Linked DNA regions of Homo sapiens: all the other regions are linked to region 2. Evidence: chromatin loops called from intact Hi-C (ENCODE). Cell type or tissue: heart right ventricle. All regions are shown on one strand.

The links. A loop is a pair of places that touch in the nucleus more often than their neighbours do. Peaks named below come from ENCODE experiments on the same cell type or tissue, not always from the same donor. Only the 100,000 strongest peaks of a DNase experiment are listed, where the experiment ranks them.
Region 1: it touches region 2 in a loop (1.8-fold over the local background); 3 of 110 quality-filtered maps call a loop at or near these places.
Region 3: it touches region 2 in a loop (2.5-fold over the local background); 19 of 110 quality-filtered maps call a loop at or near these places.

What each region holds. Positions count from the first base shown.
Region 1 is chr12:20,391,048-20,399,047 of GRCh38, forward strand. All of the region lies in intron 1 of PDE3A (phosphodiesterase 3A), which reads left to right. Among named protein-coding and RNA genes, the nearest start is that of PDE3A-AS1, 25 kb to the left of the region's middle. In heart right ventricle, no CTCF peak of the experiment used is centred here; a DNase peak (open chromatin) is centred at 4,936; H3K4me3 peaks cover 154 bases; H3K27ac peaks cover 7,676 bases.
Region 2 is chr12:20,545,430-20,553,429 of GRCh38, forward strand. All of the region lies in intron 1 of PDE3A (phosphodiesterase 3A), which reads left to right. It also overlaps the pseudogene LOC728688. Among named protein-coding and RNA genes, the nearest start is that of SLCO1C1, 150 kb to the right of the region's middle. RefSeq lists a silencer at 5,906-6,200. In heart right ventricle, a CTCF peak has its summit at 3,879 (motif pointing left); a DNase peak (open chromatin) is centred at 6,518; H3K27ac peaks cover 2,876 bases.
Region 3 is chr12:20,468,999-20,476,998 of GRCh38, forward strand. The region is part of intron 1 of PDE3A (phosphodiesterase 3A); the gene reads left to right. Among named protein-coding and RNA genes, the nearest start is that of PDE3A-AS1, 100 kb to the left of the region's middle. In heart right ventricle, no CTCF peak of the experiment used is centred here; no DNase peak of the experiment used is centred here; H3K4me3 peaks cover 528 bases; H3K27ac peaks cover 6,755 bases.

The DNA.
Region 1 (8,000 bases), 150 kb before region 2:
ATATACTGTTGTAACCTTTGATCACACTTAAAAAGTACATGGGCAAGGTTCTTATCCTTGAGCAGATGAGTGCTTTTCATATGACTAGTTAAAAACTTACTTTATCAGTAGAGACAATCTAGGCTGTCGAGAGAAGTTAACCTTGTAAAATTATCAGGTTGAGTTCCACTTTGATGTTTTTCTTGGGTTATTCTAGATGCTTACTATAGTTTGTCTTTTGTACAGTTAATATATGTGTGTATAAATTAGGCTATATTCAATGATGCTAGCTAGCATCATCGTGTGTGTGTATGTATACATATATATAACATATATATTCTCATATATATATATATATATATACACACACACATACATGCATTATACATATATATATATATACAATTCCGGACCGTTGACTCTGGATCAAGGGTCCGGAAGTGCAATCCACTGTTGATTCTTTGCTCACATAGTTAAGTTTCCCACATTGTACAATCTTCAATGCTTTCACTACTCTTCTAGACTTGTGTTTATATATCATAGTAAATTTTTGGAGGACTTTTTTTTTTCCGTTTATGTATGTGTTACTTTTCCTGAAAAACATCAGTGCTGTTGTATCACAGGATTGGAGGGAAATTAAAGGTAGAGCTCAATTTATGAAATGCCTAACAAGTGATCATTGTTAAGCTTTTGCCTAATCACTACCATAATAGGGAACTAAGTCCCCTTCCATGCCATTTTGTTCTCCCCTTTTCCCCTCCTCTCTGTTTAGATATGGTCTTTTGAAATTGAGGAGTCCAGAATCTGGTACAACAGATATGGTATGACTGGAACAAAGCGAAGGGTGGCTGTCACCTCTTTTGTAGAACAATAATTTGTGAACCTTTTTTACAATATACACTTGCCTAAGCATCAACCCTCAACCTACAGAGCATCAACGTGTGGGTGAGCAGGAAGGGGGACGTGTAATTTTGTCGTATGCCTACTTACGAACCACTAGTCTAGTTAATGAGACCCTTAACACATACTAGGACTGCACTTGCTTTTTTTTGTCAGCATAATAATCTATAGATGTATATTTTGTTTGTATCAGCTAAAGCTTTGAAGACCTTCACATGAGTTAATACTACACTCCATTCATCTGTCCTGTGCCTTTGGTACTTTAGACCTTCTGTTTTTGTTTGGTCCCAATGCAAATAGGAAGATAACTAAGGTTTCTGCTTTGTTAAATAACTTCTGGTGATTTATGTATAGCTAGAACAGTGAAAACTGGGAGGCAAAAACACTACATAAATATTAAAACAATTTGACAAATTTATAACTATCACTGTAGGTCTAAAATGTGTAGGTCTAAAATGTACCTGGACTAGATGTGGTAACACATGCCTTTAGTCCAAGATACTGAAGTGGCTGGGGTGGGAGGATTGTTTGAGCCCAGTAGCTCAAGATCAGCCTGGGCAACATAGTGAGATCCTGTCTCATAAATAAATAAATAAATAAATAAATACATAAATAAATAAATAAATAAATAAAATCTAGCTGGACATTATGGAAAACAGTATGGAGGTTCCTCAAAAAACTAAAAATAGAACTCCCATGTGATCCAGCAGTCCTACTGCTGAGTATGTACTCAAAGGAAATCAGTATGCTCCCATGTTTATTGTAGCACTGTTCACAATAGCTAAGATACAGAATTAACTTCAGTGTCTATCAACAGATGAATAGATGCAGAACATGTGGTATATAAACACAATGGAATACTATTCAGCCTTAAAAAGAATGTAATACTGTCATTTGCAGCAACATGGCTAGAACTGGAGGTCATTATGTTAGGGAAAATAAACCAGGCACAGACAAGTACTTCAAGTTCTCACTTATATGTGGGAGCCTAAAAAGTGGATCTTGTGTAGGTAGAAAGTAGAATGGTGATTGCCAGAGGCTGGGAAGGGAAGAGGGGAGGAAGGAATGAAGACATTTGGTTAATGGATACAAACATACAATTAGATGGAAGGAATACATTCTAGTATTTGATAGCACAGCAGAGAAATTATAGTTAACAGTAATTTATTTTATATTTCAAAATAGCTAGAGTGGAAGAATTGTAATGTTCCTTTATTAGTCTGTTTTCACGCTGCCTATAAAGACATACCTGAAACTGAGCAATTTACAAAAGAAAGAGGTTTAATTGGACTTACAGTTCCACATGGCTGGGGAAGCCTCACAATCATGGCAGAAGGCAAGGGGGACCAAGTCACATCTTACATAGATGGCGGCAAGCAAAGACAGAGAGCCAAGAGAAAAAGTTTCTCCTTATAAAACCATCAGATCTCATGAGACTTATTCACTACCACAAGAACAGAATGGGGGAAACTGCTGCCATCATTCAGTTACCTCCCACCAGTTCCCTCCCAGAACTATGGGAATTATGGGAGGTACAATTCAAGATAAGATTTGGGTGGGGACACAGCCAAACTATATCAGTCTCCAACACAAAGAAAGATAAATGTTTAAGGTGATGTATCATCCAGTTACCTGATTTGATTATTACACATTGTATACATATATCCAAACGTTACATATACCCCAAACTATGTACAACTCTGATGTATCAATTAAAAAGTAAAGAAAAACAAAACAGAAAAAAAGCTGGAAAAGGAAGGCTTGAGATTTGATGCACTAAATTCTGTGTACTTTTGGAAATAATATTAACATAAGGTGGCACCGTTAATGGTGAAATGAACTTTTCATCCTAGGTGCACCCTTTGAGATGGCAGGCACAATGGCTCTTTGTCTTCTACAAGGGTGATTATCACATGGTAGGCTTTTTCAAACACTAACCTGCCTTCGATTCTGATATGTTCTCTCTAGGGCACCTCCCAACCTCCTGAATCAATGCTGTAGTGAGCCACAGTTACTGATGTGTGTGTCACATCCATCAGGTATGTTGACGTGAGAGAAAAAGTTTACAAATCGCAGCTCTATAAACTTGAACCTAGAAGGGCATGAACCTAATTTGTGGACCACGCAAGCATTTACTTTCCTGTACAAAGTTCCTGTAAGGAGAAATTTAAATAAATATAGTGTAGAGGAAGGGCCTTTCCAGGAGTTTCTTTAACATCAGTGAAATATTCTTGCAAGAGGCAATATTTGACTCAGTATTTTCATTGGTCATTTAGATTTTACTTTTGACTTTAATTACTGGTATTCTAGCCTTCAATGGTAGACTGTTTCATGTTTCTCCAGAAAGTTAGGTTTCATTTTTATTTTCTATAGTTTATGAGTCCATGCTTGTAACTTATAGGGAAATCATAAAAACAGAACAGAGTGTAGTTAGAACACTGAACTTCTAAAAGGATATCCCTGCCTTAGAGATGGTATATAATACTTTTTCATGAGTTGGGATAAATAAGAAACCTCTTTGTGGCACTTTGGGCAAGAAAAGAAGTTTTGCTGTAGTTAACATTGTGATGAAATGGACTATTAATCTGAAGAGTTGCACCTGGAATTTTTTAACTAATGTAGTTAACAATTAATTTGTATAATAAATAGCTATCAGAGAAGCATTATAATGATATCAGATGCTACATATTCTTCTCAAAGTACTAAATTTTACAATTATAATCTCCACAGAAGAAAATACGATTTTAAACTGCAAATAAAACATGCAAGAACTTGAATCTTTTATTCTGCTTCTACTTGCTGTGACTTTTCATGTTTTTAAGTAGGGTATTGCATTGATTGTCAACTGGGCCAAATTTTGCCCCTGCCTGAAGATATTATTTAGTTTTTAGGACTTGAAGAGTGCTACTGGTTTGACATCTGCTAGGTAAAGTTCAGGAGTGTTGGTAAACATCCTACAGTTCAGAGGACAACTCCCTATAAGAAAGAATTATCTGACTCAAAATGTCAGTAATGCTAAGGTTGAGATATATCTTAGATTATTGTGCATTTATTTTAATCCATACTCCATATGGAAAGAAGGATGGAATCAATAGAAATTGAATTTTTCCTAATTATGAACATAGTGATAGCAGGATCTGTTGATGGAGGGATTCAAATACAGCGCAGTGATTAAGATGCTGGATTTGTTATCAGGGTTGAGTTCTGGTTTCCACTCTAGCCACTTGTTAGCCATGTGGTCTTGGTAAAATGATTAGTCTCTCTGAGACAGAATGTCATTTATAAAATGTGGATAATAAATTCTACCTTACAGGTTTGCTTGGATGAATAAAATTGCTTGCAGCCTGGAAAGTATTACATGTTCAATAAATTGTAGCTACTGTTCTATTTAGAATATAAACTGATATTGGTAGCATAGTATTTATATGGTTATACAGAGAGTGAGATGGTAGAAATATTAACAGAAATGAATTTCTTGAATATAAATATTTCTTTACAGTTTAATGAAGAGCTGTAGTATTTACACATAGTATTATATATGTATACTATGTATACACATAGTATATATATACATAGTATAATATGTATACTATGTGTACACATAGTATAATATGTATACTATGTGTACACATAGTATATATATACATAGTATTATATATGTATACTATGTATACACATAGTATATATATAGTATTATATATGTATACTATATATACACATAGTATTATATATGTATACTACATATAACTAGAATAGAATCATTATATATATATATATATCTCTAGCAAAGCACAGTAACATAGGTATATAACTAGAAAATAATATTTGACAATTTGGGGAGACCTATAGAGATGCAACCTTCAAGACAGTAAACTAACGTTAAAAATGCCAAATTATTAACAGAGGTTATCAATGAGGTTCGTTAAAAAGAAAAAATATTTTCCCTTTTAAAATTTTTTATTCTTTTATTATTTTATTTTAGGGACAGGATATTGCTGTGTCACTGTCACTCAGGCTGAAGTGCAGTGGCATGATCATAGCTCACTGTAACCTTGAACACTTACGCTCAAGTGACCCTCTGGCCTTGGCATCCCAAAACACTGGGATTACAAACATGAGCCACTGCACTTGGCCTATTCTTCCATATTGTCATATTGCTTAATTTTGTTTTCAAAAAACATACATTCCTTTTGTAATTTAGAAAACAAGTATTATAAATGAAAAAAACCCTCATAGCTCCCCAATATAAATGGTGAAAAATATAATCGTTAAAACATTCCTCTTCTAATTTATAAGGTTACCCCTTTTTGCTGGTTTATCTCTATTAGTTGGTTTTCCTCTTCAGTCACCTTTCTAAAAGTGGATAAGCTGTAGGACCCATTAACATTTTACTGGCATGATAAAGCTGGTCATGTTGATGCCTTTATCGCCTAAGCTGGCATGTAGTGCTATTGTGAAGCCAGTACAGTTTCGTCTGGGTGGTGAGTAGAGGAAAAGTGCAGAAGAATTTAGAACTTGAATGTCTAAAGCCAGAACTCTATCCTTGACCAAGTCTTCCCTAATAATTTATTAAAAACTTCAATAGAAATATAGAAAGCATATTATTTAAACTTCCAGTTGACAAAAACTGGAAGACATACATACTAGCTTAGATGATTGAGTATCAGTTTCAAAATATGCATAGAGTTGAATAACGAGTAAACATTAAATTTTAAAAATATTTAATTTAAAAATATTTAAAAGGAGAAAAGGTAAATTTCTATAAATTTAGATTTAGGAATAATTTTATAATTTCATGATGAGAGAAGCTGGACCATTATCTAATGCCCGTTACCTAAGGGTTAGTTTGCCACAGTTCATTGAACTGTCTCTTAGACTAGATTTTGAAAGCAAACTTTTCAGAATCCTTTGCTATGTTTGTAGCATTGTGACCAGTTCTGCTTGCTGTATTTTAAGAGGAGTATTGATCACTATGAAGTGGTCAGAAAGCCTGGAATTAGTCAAATCCCTGCTCTGCCATGTATTAACTCTGTGGCTTTAGGTAAATTGTAATGCTTAATCTCTCAAAGCTTAGGTTTTCTTATATAGAAAATTTTTTTTAAGCTACCCCAGAAAAATGTTTTGGGGATTGACTGAGATTATAAAGATGCTAATAATAATAACTTAATAAACCTTGTATGTTGCTTACTCTAAGCCAAGCTAAATTCTAAAAATGTATGTTTGTAAGTACATTTAATTCTCATTAGTACTCTGAGGTTGATACTGTTGTTCTCATTTTACAGCTGAAGACACAGGCACAGTGAGCCTGTCTCTATATATGTCTCTCTATATGTCTTTATATATGTCTCTATATATTCTAGTAAATCATAGTTAAAAATTTTTGTGCATATGAGTGCTAGACATGGTATCATGTGTTTATATACCTTTGTTAATTTTTGCCAGAAGAAGGAAGTTGGGCTTATCTCAATAAACGTTTTGAGCCCTTTTGGTACCTATAAAGATACATATAAAGAATTATACTTATGGTATATCTCAAAACTGAGTTTGTTTCCTATAACCCATACTAAAAACAATTTATCAAGTTAATATAGTAATATATTGTGTAAGTATACATGTATAATATAGTAAGATGTATATGATAATATATGTTCAAGTTAATATAGCATAATTAGCAAAATCATAATTGGGTTCAAATAATATTATTGACTGATACTTTAAAATATTTCCCAACTATTATGCTGTTCCATTTACTTTTAAAAAAAATAGAGATATTCTTTTCAATTTAGAGTGTAAAATAATTGCCTCCTCCGTATATATTTTAAAGATGGCCTATAAACTAGATTCATTAATTCAAAATTACTAAAATAGGCAACTCAGTAACAAAGAGAATCAGCTCATTTTCTTAGATGCTAACAAAACTAATTATACAAATTCTGACAAAGTGGACATTGCAAATGAATGAAAATAAAAGGATTGTTCACGATCTTATTGATTAAATAAGGAGAGGCTTTGACTGAGTAGATGATTTATTGAATACTTAATTGAACATTAATTGATTATTTAAATCATTTTAAAGAATCAGTAGTATTCATCCCTCCATGAGAATGACAGGTTTTTTTTTTTTGTTTTTTTTTTCGGGAGTACTGGCAATCACCATCTGATTCAGTCTAACGTTTTCTGGCTGGGGCAGGAACTCTGAACTTTATTTCCAAATGAGTAATAATGATAAACAATCCTAGAGGAAAGTGGGAAAATGCCTGATGGCTTATTGGCGGGAAAAAGAAGGGTGTGTGAGAGGAGGAATTATTCAGTTATCACTGGTCTGGAGAAGAAAGAGCATGGCCCATTTGCAAAAATGATTCTTAGTTCACTTTTTTTTTTTTTTGCCTTTAGTGATATTATGGGTAATAGCGATAAATTTTTATTTTCTCAATTTATATATATCAGATTTCTCACTCTGTGTCATCAATTAATTCATTCAAATCCATTTCCAAAACTTTAATCTCGTTAACCTTGCCAATACTGTTTTGAAAATCTGTCTTGAGTTTCTGAGTTATAAACAGCCTCATATTTTCATAAATATGAAAGAAAGCCATCAAAAAAACTGCACTTATTTTTTTAGCCTTGGTTTCTCTGTATTCTGTAAAATGATATAGCCTAATAAGAGAGCTTTACTCTAGTGGCCTTCATTATAGCCCATGTGCAGGATGATTCTGAAATATATAAATTAAATGAATGGAAACAGACATGTTGACAAGTTTGTTTAGCACCAACGATTGGATATGCTATTCTTAAACCAAAACTTTTGTTTACTCATTCATTCCTAGAATTTCAGTATTTTAAGAAGTCTCAGTGCTACAGGATTTCCTGTATTTTTTTAAAATGTGGTAACATATACATAAAATTTACCATGTTAACCATTTTTAAATATACAGTTCAGTGACATTAAGTACATTTACATTGTTGGGCAACTGAAACCACAGTCCACTTCCGGAACTTTTTCATCTTCCCAAACTGATACTCTATGCACATTTAAACAACAACTTCCCATTCCCTCTTCCTCCCAGCCCCTGGTAACTACCATTCCACTTTCTGTCTCCATGAATTTAACTATTCTTGAT
Region 2 (8,000 bases):
AGAATCAGAATCAGGGATTTAGTATCAATCAAGTGGATGGAATTTAGCTAGTTATCACCAACTGTGAAAGGAAAAATATCCGTTAAATTCAGTCACAATGCTATATATCAGGCTCTCAGTGATTTTTTAAAGGAGGGTCAATTTTAAGAATTCTAAGGAATCTCTTTGTTCCTGCTAATTTGTCTGAAGGTTTACGAGGAATACAGGAGAAAGCTAAATTGTTTGGGGAACAGTAAGAGATTTAGATTCTGAGAAAGATCCTGGAGGAAAAGCTGGGGCCAGTATGCTGAAAAAGACACAGTCCTCTTGCCCTACCCCAAGAGTAAAGGGCAAGAGGTAGTGGCTGCCAAAAAAAAAAAAACAAAACAAAACAAAACAAAAAAACCTGAAAAAACAAAAAAGTTTTGTGGAGAGATATCGAATGGATATTTATATGGCTTTTTGCTGTATTTTGTATAATGTAATGATGTCCTCTTGTCTCCCCATGAAATCGTCAGTGAAATCAACATCACTTGCTAATACATTGTAGAGTGGGATTGATTTGAGGAGCGGGGAGATGTGATGAAGTAGCTGTAATAGAGGTATTGTGTTTATGAGACTGTGGCTGCTAGTCACATCTGTTTTACCCACACGAGGCTGATGTGGTCTTCTAGTTTGTAAATTATGATATGCAGGCGGTTCCTGCCAGCAGAGATTTAAAAAAAATTATGCAGGTGGGTAAGTCTTTTTCAGCACCACCTGTATTAGGTCTTTCTAGATCCCAAATCCCAGTATTGACGACTGGAGGGCTGATAAACAGTATATGGCAACCCCAGGAATTCTGTTAGCTTCTTTGGCCTAAGCCCCGGACCAAATGCAGACTTCCACTCTTACTTTTCTGAAGAGTGCAAGGTAATTTTGACATTCTTACTCCGTTAATAAGAAGAGACCCAGGAAAGGACCACCAAAAAAAAAAAAGAACAATTTCCCAAAATGACTAGACAGGTGCTGAGACTGGCCTAAACTATCAGAGATCTTCCCAATCCAGAGCACTGACCTCTGCTAGAGCCTGCAGTCAGGGGAGACATACAGTTCAGGCTCATCTTCTCACATGGAATGCTGCAGAGAGCAAATATAGGTAGCATAGAAATTAAGGAAAAAGAGTATGCCAAGGAAAGAATCCAATCAAACATGCCCAGGTTAAAGAAGTGCTTTTAGTTTCTTATCAAATCAAAAACCGTGTGCTCGTCAGAGTAAATGTGGTTCTAAAAGGCAACCCCTGCTCTCATGCATTTTGTGACTCTTGAAAAACAAAACCCATATGTAAAGGGACAATAAAATTGTACTATTTAGTATGACTAATATAAGGGTGTCTTTGTGGCATGTGGTGCATATTCTATAAATTCTTGTTGTATTGAATGGAATTAAGTAAGAGTTTGGGGACAGAAGAATCCCTGGTGTATTAGTATTTCCCTAGATAATTTTTTCTTGTAATTTTGAATTAATGAAGCTAATAATTAACTTGTAGACCAATTTTATACTAAAGGAAAATAGTAAATACCAAATATATAGCTATGATCACAAAGATCCAATCCCTTTTTAAATTTAACATAGAGATGCTTTGCTGCTCCTAAGGTACCATTCCTGCTCCCGCCTCAGAGCCTTTACATCTTCTATTTCCTCTGTCTGGCATGCATTTCCCCCAGGTTTGTGTGTCTGGCTCTTTATACAATTATCTGATAAAATGTCACTTTTTTCAGAAAGGACTTTTTCGATCTACTGTACTTATATAAACTTACCTCTGCTTCCAGCCCCTACCATCCATTACCCCCACTTGTTCTCCCTTCGTTTATTCTATTCTAAGCTTCTTTATAGCTTTATCATCACCTGGTATACTATGTTTCTGTGTTTATCTTCTTCCTTCACTAAAATATAATAGCCAGGAGGCAGAGATACATCTTGTTTTGTTCAATGGCATACAGTTTGTGCCTAGAACAGTGCTTTGCACATAATATGCATACAATACATATTTACTTAATGAGTACATGATGAAATAGAAAGTGGACTGTGTGGTAACCTTTACATCCTTATATGTATATTAGTTTTATATGTCTTCAGAAATATGTTTTAGCCATCTTCAGCTGCTGTAAAAGAATAGTTTTCTTGAGAGTAGTGCAAAGATAACTGTGGTGACTATTACTTTCCATCGTTATCCTCTTTTTTTCATATCTAAAACTTCTCACCTCTTTAAGGTACACACAAATAATAATTTTTTATTTCCCATCTAGTTACAGTCCTCCTTCAGCTTTCATCCCTTTAGTAATAGTTGTGGTGAATTTTTTCTCCCGAGAAGCCCCTAAAAAGGCGTTCATTTTTACGTAAACAAACAACAGGAGAAAAACATATAAACATGAAAGCAAAATATTTTACCTACAGAAATATATTTTCAGCAATCTATTTCTCATGCTATTGTTAAAAATATCTCTGCTTGGATAGAACCTTTTTGTTTCCATGCTGACTTCTTCTTTGCTTCTCCTGTGAACTTTTTAAATTCTGTGTTTGGCAGCAGTTTTGTTTTCCTTGGAGCTAAGTACTGTGTAACATACTGTTAGCTGAAGGCTGTGATGTAGAAATTTATTATTAAAAATAAAAGACGGAGAGAAGAATTTATTCCATAAGGATCAAAATGACTTAGTGTCAAAGCAGTTAGGATTTTCAAAATGCTTTCTATAACAGATTGTGTTTCTTTTCAAGGAAGTTTACTTTGTTTGCCAGGAATAAATTTAAGGGTCTTCATTGTGCCTATCTTGGTTAATGAGAACTGAGAAGAGAAGAAACATTCTCTTTTAAAAAAAATTTTTTTTAGAGAATTTCTTCATCAGACGGAAAGATTTTATTTGCCATTTGCAGGCATAACCTTGGTGACCTATATATCCCCAGACCTTCTGGTAAGATGCTTATTAAAATGTCATTACCCAGAGGAGTAATCATAAACTAGCCAGAGGGTATTTTTTATAGATGGTGAGAGACAAACATTTTTTTTCTCCCTGAATTAAGTAGTTATGTACTCTTATCAACTAGAATATATTTAAACTTACTTTTATTTATTTTTCCAGTCTCAATCTCTCCCTCTCTGTTTTATGTTTCTAGCAACTTTATGTAACTAATCTTAAAATCATTAGCATTCCTTCTCCAAAAAGAGTATCATATCATCTTAATAAAGTTTCTCTTTTCCCAGAATTGCTTAAGTAGCATGCTGCTATTCATTTCTCTTGAAAGTTTAGTCAAAATGAATTATTTTGCAAAAAGGAAAATTCCACAGTTTCTATTTCTTTTCCTCATTGTCTGTGGCCCATTAACGTCTTTTATCTGCTACTATGATAATGTCAAATGATTACTTTGGTCATCTGCAACTTAACACTAATCTTATCTGTTTAATTGAAAGGATGTTTTGACTTTCTCTTTGAAATAATATCAACATCATTTTGCACTTAATTCTGAAATTCATTGACCTCAATGTGCAAGCTGTCTTCTTTACTATTTATTGTGAATAACCATTTTTTTTTATTTGTTGTAATCACACATCAAGAAAGGGCTAGGGAGATGTCTTTGTGAAACATTTATCCCTATGGTTCTGTTTAATAGGAGTACTTACCAGTAGCTAAATGCCTCATTTTATTTTAAATAATCTGTAATATTAAGTCAGTTTATCACACTATGAGTAGTTTTTTTTAATGGATTCTGACAATATGCTGCTTATTGTAGTCTTTCATCCTTTATCTGAGAACTATGTTTTTATGACAGTAAAATATTTTTTATACAAATAGGATAAAAATTCATATGCTGTCATGCGCTAATATGAAGTTTATCCTTACATCTCCCACTCTCCACCCCATGCCCCATCTAGTGGCCAGAATGCTGTAATCGTGGGAAGGAATAAAGCTCTGACACTATGCAGTCCCTACCCCCATCATTGCCTCTTTCTTTGCATTAAAAAAAAAAAAAAGAAAATACACTGAAATAATAAATGCTAAATTTTGGCTCAGATTATTTTAATTAGAAATGGAAGTTTAATGATAAACACTTTGTATTCTTCAAATCCAAAAGGAGAAATATCCTGTTTACTTCCTTTGGTGCTCTTATTGACTGTAGAACATTACAGTATCTCATTTGTCATATGCAGAGTTCATTCTTTTTGAATATATTTCACATAGGATGTAGATTTCTGTAACATTTTTTATTACTTTGAAAAAAGTAGCCATAGTGTACATTTTAAAATACTACCACATTCTTGGTCAGCTCATACCTTTCAAATATAATATAAAGATGATATTAATATATAAATAAGAATGGAAAAGAATTTCTTTGCCCTGCATATTTCTCAGTTTGTTATATAATGCTAGGAAATAACTCTCTGATACATAACACACTTGGCAAATTTTACTGTTTTATGCTTTAAAAGAAAAAGTCAAATTTAGATAGTGAATTTTTTGAAATGCATCTTACAAGCTCTGATTTGCAAATTACCAAATTGATCTTATCTTCTGGAGTAAATGATGACCCAAATTAGTCTACATTTTGAGTGTTTTTGTTCTTTGACTAAAATCGTCATCGTTAAGATAATTAATGGCAGAAGGCAGTGAATTACATGCTTTCCTCATTTTAATTCTGGTCCTACAAAAATGTTTCCTTTTTGACTTACTGTCATCATGAAATATTCTCTCTTAAATCAATATATTGTGGATTATAACTTGTGTTTGTAAGATTTATTTACCTCTTTTAGTTGTGATAGGAGAATTTACCACCTTATTTTGATCCTGTTAGTTTAAACTCATTAGCAAGGAGGATAACAGTGTTAATAGTCAGCATTTTGTAAATCTTCCAGAAGATTTTGATAAATCATTTCACTAGAAGCCTATTGCTCAATTTATTGCCACTTTAAAGTTGCCAAAAATAATGAGCTCATCTTCCTATTTTAATGTAAGGTATTGTCAATGTTTGAAATGTGTCAAGAATTGTTTTTGATAGTTCTAGTGAACAACTAATGTTTCTAAATCATACTACTTATTTCATTAGTTAATTATTGCTTGTGAACCATATTATAATCATCTTTAGTATCAATAAATATTTTTGAGATGATATAATGCCAGTAAATCCATAAATTAAAAAATTAAAGCATTAAAGAAATATCTACTATGTAAGCATTCAATTTTATATAATGATTATCTGGGTCAGTGTACCCAAAATTGTGTGCTAGCCAAACTACAATTAAATCATCATGATAATTCCAAGGCTTAAAACAATTGACTATGTCTGTTAAAAATGAGTAGCTTAAAATTCATTAAATTACTTTGTTATGTTTTTTACCTATTATACTGTGAACATTTCACATGTTCTTTTTTATAAAGGCCTTGGAAGCCAAATTTTAATTGCTCTATGGTATCATTTTGTATACCGTAATCTATTGAGTAATTTCCCTTTTGTTGGATAAACAATTAGTAGCACATTATAGTTACTGGATTTTTAGATCTTAGTTTACTGGTTCAAAGGGTATGAATTTTTAATAATATATGTATTATATATATTTTATATGTGTGTAAATATATATATACAATGTGTATAAATATATATTTGTTATATAGTAGCAATATATATGCTTAGTTTACTCCCTGTTTTCCAAATATTCAACATTATTAATTTGCAAATATAATAGGCAATAGTAGTATCTTGTCATTGTTTATATTGAATTTCTTTTACTTCCAATAAAGTTAAATGTCTTTCCATAGATCTATTTATTTTGTAAGTTGTTCTCACTCTTCCCTCAGTTTTTTACTAGGGTTGGGATTCTTTCAAATTTGTAAGAACCCTTGATATCTTGAAGATATTATTCTTTACCTAAGTTTACTACAGATATTTTACCAATGTGACATTTGTGCAAATACTCTAAAGTTTTATATAGCCAGATCAATTTGTCCTCTTTTGTAATAAAAAAAAAAAGTCTTTAAAAAAAGATTTACGGACAGGATTGACAGATTGATAGCTCTTTCTCGATTCCGTGGGTGGTGGTGCATGGCCGTTCTTAGTTGGTGGAGCGATTTGTCTGGTTAATTCCGATAACGAACGAGACTCTGGCATGCTAACTAGTTACGCGACCCCCGAGCGGGTCTGCGCCTGCCACCTGTGCGGGGGCCGGCAGGACCCCGACAAGCAGCTCATGTGCGATGAGTGCGACATGGCCTTCCACATCTACTGCCTGGACCCGCCCCTCAGCAGTGTTCCCAGCGAGGACGAGTGGTACTGCCCTGAGTGCCGGAATGATGCCAGCGAGGTGGTACTGGCGGGAGAGCGGCTGAGAGAGAGCAAGAAGAAGGCGAAGATGGCCTCGGCCACATCGTCCTCACAGCGGGACTGGGACAAGGGCATGGCCTGTGTGGGCCGCACCAAGGAATGTACCATCATCCCGTCCAACCACTACGGACCCATCCCGGGGATCCCCGTGGGCACCATGTGGCGGTTCCGAGTCCAGGTCAGCGAGTCGGGTGTCCATCGGCCCCACGTGGCTGGCATCCATGGCCGGAGCAACGACGGAGCGTACTCCCTAGTCCTGGCGGGGGGCTACGAGGATGACGTGGACCATGGGAATTTTTTCACATACACGGGTAGTGGTGGTCGAGAGCTTTCCGGCAACAAGAGGACCGCGGAACAGTCTTGTGATCAGAAACTCACCAACACCAACAGGGCGCTGGCTCTCAACTGCTTTGCTCCCATCAATGACCAAGAAGGGGCCGAGGCCAAGGACTGGCGGTCGGGGAAGCCGGTCAGGGTGGTGCGCAATGTCAAGGGTGGCAAGAATAGCAAGTACGCCCCCGCTGAGGGCAACCGCTACGATGGCATCTACAAGGTTGTGAAATACTGGCCCGAGAAGGGGAAGTCCGGGTTTCTCGTGTGGCGCTACCTTCTGCGGAGGGACGATGATGAGCCCGGCCCTTGGACGAAGGAGGGGAAGGACCGGATCAAGAAGCTGGGGCTGACCATGCAGTATCCAGAAGGCTACCTGGAAGCCCTGGCCAACCGAGAGCGAGAGAAGGAGAACAGCAAGAGGGAGGAGGAGGAGCAGCAGGAGGGGGGCTTCGCGTCCCCCAGGACGGGCAAGGGCAAGTGGAAGCGGAAGTCGGCAGGAGGTGGCCCGAGCAGGGCCGGGTCCCCGCGCCGGACATCCAAGAAAACCAAGGTGGAGCCCTACAGTCTCACGGCCCAGCAGAGCAGCCTCATCAGAGAGGACAAGAGCAACGCCAAGCTGTGGAATGAGGTCCTGGCGTCACTCAAGGACCGGCCGGCGAGCGGCAGCCCGTTCCAGTTGTTCCTGAGTAAAGTGGAGGAGACGTTCCAGTGTATCTGCTGTCAGGAGCTGGTGTTCCGGCCCATCACGACCGTGTGCCAGCACAACGTGTGCAAGGACTGCCTGGACAGATCCTTTCGGGCACAGGTGTTCAGCTGCCCTGCCTGCCGCTACGACCTGGGCCGCAGCTATGCCATGCAGGTGAACCAGCCTCTGCAGACCGTCCTCAACCAGCTCTTCCCCGGCTACGGCAATGGCCGGTGATCTCCAAGCACTTCTCGACAGGCGTTTTGCTGAAAACGTGTCGGAGGGCTCGTTCATCGGCACTGATTTTGTTCTTAGTGGGCTTAACTTAAACAGGTAGTGTTTCCTCCGTTCCCTAAAAAGGTTTGTCTTCCTTTTTTTTTTTTTATTTTTATTTTTCAAATCTATACATTTTCAGGAATTTATGTATTCTGGCTAAAAGTTGGACTTCTCAGTATTGTGTTTAGTTCTTTGAAAACATAAAAGCCTGCAATTTCTCGACAAAACAACACAAGATTTTTTAAAGATGGAATCAGAAACTACGTGGTGTGGAGGCTGTTGATGTTTCTGGTGTCAAGTTCTCAGAAGTTGCTGCCACCAACTCTTTAAGAAGGCGACAGGATCAGTCCTTCTCTCGGGTTCTGGCCCCCAAGGTCAG
Region 3 (8,000 bases), 76 kb before region 2:
CACTGGAGGAGAAGTCCAAAGCCTTGAAGCTCACTGCCTCTTCTCTCATTTCAGAACCCAGTGATAGTATGCTTGAGAATTACTAAACATCAGGTATAAGGAGTCAGAGATGCTGAACAGAAATCACATGATTACCATTATTATTTTATATGATTTTTGCAGATTTTGAGACATATTTGTTCATATTTAACCCTTAAATACCTCTGAGCCATTCTTTAACACAGAATGACTGATATTTTTCAAATTTTCCTAGCCACCGTAATAATGAATACCCTTCTAGTTACTTGGGTGAAACATCCAAGATCCATTTTTGCCTGCCTTCTGAACTTCATTCCTTACTTTTATTATGTTGTAATATCCTGCCAGTTTCATGTCTGTCAACTCCTCCCTATGCTCGCAGTCGTAGTCCATCTAGTCATTCTCCACTCAGATGGTTGTCATGGTCCCAAAGGGTCTTCTCTTTCTAGCCTCCCACTCTCTAATGAGTCTTTGAAATTGCCTTCAGAGTTACTTTCCTAAAATATGCACATCTGCAGTGTACTTATTTGGCATAGAAACTGGCTACTTTGAATTTAATACATTAACTCAAATCCTATGTTGTCGATAATAATTATTTAGGACCTGTTTCAGTTTAAAAACACCGGAATCTCCCTTCTAATAAACATGGGTGCCTTTATATGTTTTTAAAAGACATTGCATACTGTCTAGAGTAACATAATAAATTTTTAGGTACAACATATATTTTTGATGACATTTGAAAGGAAATATTATGTGGGTGGAATAGGGAAATAGTAAGTTATCTAGGAAATGAAAACAGTAAATTATTTAACACAGCCTAACAGTGCTATAACTGTAAATAACACTTTAGTTCTGAAGTTAAAGGTCAGTGTTCAGAATGAAGGCAGACAAAATAGATATTCCCATGGCAGAACTGTTCTTTATGGACTTTCAGGAAACTCTAAATGACATTCTCTGCCAATAATGACTCTGGGAAATTGCATCTCCTTGTTTTCTGAATTTATTAATACTTCTATCTCCAAGTCTTCCTGGAAATCATATTTTAATCTTTTTTTTTTCTGTTTTTTTTTCCTATCCCTGCCACATGTGTTAGCAAAACTTGGATTGTTTTCTCTTACATAACACTAATCATTCAGTATCCTCCATTATTTTAGTTGTTAGGGTCATTTTTGTTTTTAGTATACCAGAACTTTGTCTTAAGAAAGAAATAATTGTGTTGATGGACTTGATGGCACAAAACAGGAGTTTTTTAAGTGGGAATGGAAAATAGTTTTTATTTTGAATGTTGTTCTGACTTGAGGTGGAATACTATATTAAGAGGGACTCTGAGGCTCTGAGTTCAGTGGGAAAGAGGGAAGTGAGAATTCATCATGTCTGAGTGGGACATCTAGTTGTAAAGGGGGTTGTGTCCCAGGGTTTCAAGTATGAACACTGTAATGAGAGGTTTGAACCTAGAACCACCTGATTACAAAGCTTACATCCTTTAATAGCTAGTCTGGATTACCCCTCATAAAAATTTGCAAATGGTCAGGAAAGTGTGTTATAATTTACAACACTTTTCCACTTGAAGTATTTTAGGCAGGACTAGGGAACAATGTAAGGATGTAAAAGTGGAGGTGGTAGAGATGGGGTTTATCTCTTTTCTTCTTAAATAATAATCTTGGAATTATGAATCTGTATGCACGAATCTTGAATAAGCATCAAAATCTTTCTAAAACTTTCACAGTGCAATGCTGTGGGTTGCATTGTGTCCTTTTCCCCCCAACCCGAATTGATATGTTGAAGTTCTAATCCCTTATGTGATGGTATTTGGTGAAGGGGCCTTTGGCAGGCAGTTAGGTGTAGATGAGGTCGAGAGAGTGGGCCCTCGTAATGGGATTAGTGTGTTTATAAGAAGAGACACCAGAGAGCTTGAACTCTCTTTCCATGTCCTCACATGTGAGGACACAGTAAGAAGGTGTCTGTCTGTAATCCAAGGAGCAAGCCGTCATTAGACACCATCCATGCTGCCACCTAGATCTTGGATTTCAAGTCTCCAGAACTGCGAAACAATAAATTTCTGTGTTTTAAGCCACCCAGTCTACAATATTTTGTTATTACAGCTTGAGCTGACATGCCCATTCCCAGGTTTTACCCTGGAGATTGATTCAACAGTTCTGGAGACCAGCCTAGCATTTGAACTCTTCAGAATCTCCATACGATTTTGTAACGTACTCTTAGGGTAGAGCGCAACCAAATTTTTAATTTGTCTACAAGTGGTTTTCAGCCTTTTCTGCACATTAAAATCTTTGGAGCTTTTAACTATGATTGATTGAGAGGCCCCATCCGTGATCAATTAAATCCGGGGTAAGGTCAGGTACTGGTGTTTTTTAAAGAGCTCCCCAGGTGAGTCTAACATGTAGCCAAGCAAAAGGAAGAACCACTGGCCTGAATTTATCCCTTTTCCTCTGTTCTTCTGCTCCATAAATCCTAGTTTCTAGAAATACGGAGTCCAATCATGCTCTCTCTTCCCCTCTGGGTTCCCCTTACATCTCAGAGTGCCATTGCTATTATTTTCTGAACAGCAAATCCATAGTTTCAAAAACCATCTTTTTTCTGTTGCCTCAAGTTTTCCAGTACTTTAAATCTCAGAATGAGGACTGTAAAAGTAAGAAAGTAAATTGATTTTCTAGGATGTTTGGATTCTGGGCAAATTGGTGTTATTTATTTAAAACTCCACATTTCAAAGATGTAATGGGTTTTAGATTTTATACCAAAACAATATTTGATATATGATGCCTTTCTAAAGGTTATCTTTCTGATTTTTTTCCCAAAATATATTTATTGAATACTTTTTTGTAATCCCTCCCAGCTACTGTGTTGGCACTCAGGATGTAAATGAAATGGTAACATTTAGAATATTTTTTAACCAGCGTGGCATTGACGCGATTGGTCAGAAAGAACATTGATTGTAAGCCACCCTATGGTCATCCTGGTGCATTTTGGCTCTGAATTTAATACCAAAAGAGGCAGCTACATCCCCACCCTCTTAAGGCTTATGGTTCCTTGTAAAGTCTTGTATTTGAATGTATGTTGACATGACCTAGATCATTTTTGGATACTACCCTAGAGTATCTGATACAGTGGATCAGAGTTGGGGCTCAGTAATCTGCATTTTCAACATGTTTCCTAGGACACTGGATAGGAAAAGACAACCAGGAAGGGATTACTCAGTTGTTCCATAAAGCAATTCCCATTGTCTTCAGTAAACTCTAGCCAACTACTTGCATATTCCTTTTATTTCTTTCAGGGTGTTTTCTGTGGAAAATCTCTACGGTCTGATAGTTGGCATCCTGGCAGTTAATTTTATGGAGAGTTAGCTTTTGTACATTCCTACAACATCGGCTCCTCCTTTCCCTCCCACTGCAAACCCCAGTCAGTAGGAGATTCTAGAAACTTGAAGAGAGATACCACTTTGTTTTTCTTCCTAAAGGTGCAACTATTTAGTTGGATGTAAAATCCTACACTCTTCAGTTGTTAAATCTGTCTCTGAATCTAGTCATCCCTCAGGGGTTTTATTAATCTAAATGACCACATTATCACAGCTGCAACTCATCTTAAGAACTATTTCTCAGAAAAAAACAGTAAGTAGCTAGTGACTCTGTACACAGAGAAAAAAATAAAGAACAGTTTAAATCATATCAGGGTTTCTTCTGAAATTTTTTTCAGTGTTGGAATGTGTAACTTTTAATCTCATTTTGGGGAATTTTAAAATTTGGTTTGGATTAAAGAGCAAAATGTTGGAAAAGTAAACAGCTTATTATCTAAAGGCATTAAATATCTAAAGGCATTAAATGTCTAAAGATATTAAAGAATGCATACTTTCAGATTCACCTTTTTAAATACATTGAAATTTTTATTCACCATCATGGTAAATCTTTTAAATCTGTTTGAATTAACATATTGTAAATGATACTCAATATATACATATTGTATGTGATTTTATATGCAGTAAGTTATAAGACCCATGGCTTTTTGAACAATTGATAATGAACATTTAAAATGGTAAGATAGATCTTAGAAATGGTATCTGATTTCCTCTTACTTCTAGTGAGTTGTGTCATTGAATGTTTTAGATAAAATCTTTGAATTATGAATATTATGCACATGAAAGAGTATATATAATATTGGTACAGTTTAAAGAATAGCAAACATTGGTGCATATTAGCCTCAAATTTAACACTGAAAGAGACATGTATCTCCCTACCCTCTTAAAACTTACAGTCCCTTGTCGAGTCATATTTGAATGTATGTTGACAAGACCTACGTCATTCTTGAATACCAGCCCCAGAGAATCTAATTCAGTAGATTAGAGTTGGAGCTCAGGAATCTGTATTTTCAACATGTTTCCTGGTAGACTGGATTGGAAGAGACAACTAGGAAGGGATTACTCGGTTGTCCTATAAAGTAATTCAGTGTGTCTTCAACAAACACTAGCCAACTCGATGCATTTTCCCGTTACTGCTTTCAGAGTGTTCTACTATTCAGCTTAAGAAATAAAACATTATCAGTGACTACAGTTTCCTGAGTGCTCTACCCTGATCCCATACTTCTCTCTTCCTTATACAGTTAACCTGTAGCATGAGTTTTAAGAAAATCATTCCATAGCATGGATCTCTTAAAAATAGAATTATATATATATATGTTTATTTTTGTCTATTTTTGAACGCGTTAGAATCATACTGTGTTTCTTCTTTGACTCATTTTTTTCATTCAGGTTTGTTTTTGAGATTCAACCGTGTTGATATGTATAATTATAGTTCATTCATTTTCCCACTATATATTAATGCATTATACGAAGGTCCTATAACATTGATCCATTCTAGTATTGATGGGTTTTTGGATTGTTTTCAATACTTTTTTGAATATTATCAACAATATGAATAAAATTATATGTGGCTTTTAGTGCACATGTACAAGTATTTCTCTAAGGCATATACCTGGGAGTTAAATTGTTAGGTTAAATATGGTATGTGCTTGTTCAGCTTTCCTAAATAGAATCAAAGTACACTCCAAAGTGATTGTAGCAATATACACTCTCCCCGGCAGGGTGGGTGAATTCTAGTTGTCCTATATACCGACAAATATGATGGGTGTAAAATGAAATTTACTGTGGTTTTAATTTTTATGTCTATGATGAATAATGATGTTGAAGCTCTTTTTATATATTTAGGAGTCATTCTTGAAATGCCTTTGTTTTTGTTCACTTTATTATTGTTGGTTTGTCTTCGTATTATTTCATAAGATTCCTTTACATATTTTCGATATGTGTCTTTTGTCGTCTAGATATATTGTGAGTGTTTTCTCGTAGGATTTTTCTCAAATTTTCACTCTCTTTAAAGTGATTTTTAGGACAAAAATTATCTTTCAATTTTAATGTATGTGGATTAGTTTTCTCTGGCATCTATAACAAATTACCGCAAACTCAGTGGCTTAAAACAACACACATTTATTCTCTTTCAGTTCTGGAAGGTCATAAGCACGAAGTCAGTTTCACTGGGCCAAGATCAAGGTTTCAGCAGAGGCTTGCTTTCTCAGGAGACTCCAGGGGAAAATTCTTTTCCTTTCCTTTTCCACCTTCTAGAGCTTCATTCCTTGCATTCCTTGGCTCCTGGCCTCTTCCTCCATCTTCAAAGGCAGCAGTTTAGCATCTTGTTTCCATCTTCACATTGCCTCGACTGCTGCTGTCCTTAAAGTTTCCTCTGCTTCTTTCTTCTGTGGACACTGGGGATTATATTTAGGCTCCATTCAGATAATCGGGGGAATCTCCCTATCTCAAAATCCTTAATTTAGTCTCATCCGCAAATTCCCTTTTGCCCTATAAAATAACTTTGACAGGTTCAGGGATTAGAATGTGGCTATCTTTGGGGGCCATTATTCATCCTAACATAGAAGATAAATTTATCTTTTTTTTTATTTTGGTGGAGATGGTAGTGAGACAGTGCTGTGACTGTTGAATCTTCAGAGGCCAGATTAGCCCAATTTTGTAAGTAGTCTCTTTAGGTCACTGTTGATCAAAAATGAGTGACCAAATACTTCTGCCACTTAAAGATGGGGGAATATTTCTTTTTCCTTAACATCTATCACTTATACCAAATGTAGGAGAGGAAAAAATGTGTGTGAGTGTGTGTGTGTGTGTGTGTGTGTGTGTGTGTGTGTGTGTATGTTCCTTCTTTTAAAATTCCTGAGCTCCTCTCTTTCCTCCCATGTTAAAATCGGTAGCATGTCCAAGCCTCTGGGCCTACTGCCTTCGGTTAGCTCACACTTGCTTTTTCATGTGAAGTTTGTTCTATGGCATAATCTTAGTAAAGCGTTTTAAAAACAAAAAGATACGGAGGCTTTTTACAACCCCTTCGCCTAATTATATGATTCATTAAAAGAATCTTGGGGGTGGGCATGGTGGTGACTCATGCCTGTCATCCCAGCACTTTGGGAGGACGAGGCCAGCAGATCACTTGAGGTCAGGGGTTTGAGACCAGCCTGGCCAACGTGGTGAAACCCCATCTCTACCAAAAAATACAAAAATTAGCCAGACATGTTGGCACATGCCTGTGGTCCCAGCTACTCGAGAGGCTGAAGTAGGAGGATTGATTGAACCTCGGAGGCAGAGGTTGCAGTGAGCCGAGATGATGCCAGTGCACTTCAGCCTGGGTGACACACCATACACACACACACACACATACACAATCTTGGTATGTAATGAACAGAGAAAATGCTTTCAGTTTTGTTTTGTGCATCTGGAAAGAAAATGGGATTCAAATGGGCTGAAGAAACAGGCCGTACCCCTAAGAAAGAAAGAAACTGAGAGGCAGATATTCTTGGAACTTTTGGTGCAGAATGCCAGAAGCTAGATAAGCACCCAAGTAGAAACCAGAGGAAAGTGACTGGGGGCGAGAAGCCATAAGCACAAGAATTGTTTAAATGCTTCAGTTTGCATTTTAGTTCATGCTACAAGTTATGTAGTTCATGCTACAAGTTTATGCCTGGAGCTTAAAATCAGGCATTTTTCTCTATCTAAATTTCTTTGCTTTAACCATTGCATTTTAAATAATTTACTCTCCTTTCTTTTGAGATATAAAAGAAAGATTTTGTTCTTGCTTTTATTCTTATTTTGAGGATTGTAGCAACATGTAGAAAAACAGGAGTAGAGCATTGCTATTATTGACAAAATACTAATGTTACGAAGTTATTGACCTATAATGTCCTTAGACTGGGAAAAATCAATGCCTTGGTAATATCTATGCCAAGTGGCAAAAAGGAGACATCAGATATTTATGTTGTTCTACATAATATTTGATTTTATGATATTTGAGTTTTGCGGGATATATTTGATGGATGTTATGATCTTAATAAGTAGAGATTGTCAACTCTTCTGTGAATGGCATATAAAAAATGATAAGAGAATGTCAACGGACATTTAAAGAAACCGAATAACTGAGTAAAATAAGTAATTCAATACTTCTGCCTTAAAGATGGGAACTTAAAATTTCATATAGTTAGTGTGTCTTGATTATTGCCTATTCCATCTTGTGGCATCATACACCCTGTAAATCTACAGCAGGAGAATACAGTTGGCATTGGAGAGGAACTGGTTTCATATGATTATCTAAATTATCCAAGAAGAATGGACTATGAATCCCTTGAACATATGCTTGAGTCCACAGGGATTCAAACCAACGCCTGGGGTTTAGATGGAAAGGCCTTGCCCAAAGAGCAAAAAGATATGACAACAAAATTATAACCCTTGGCAAATTCCATCAAATTGATTTGAATCCGTGGGCTGAAAATGTCAGTGCTTATTAAAGTATACATTGAAAATTATTAAGAATATGATTGCTGAATGTCCCATATTCTTTTGTGTCATTAACAATAAAGTGGCAGCTGAGCATTTGTCTTGTCTAACAGGATTACTGTTGGCTATGAATTAAAAAACAGAACGTGGA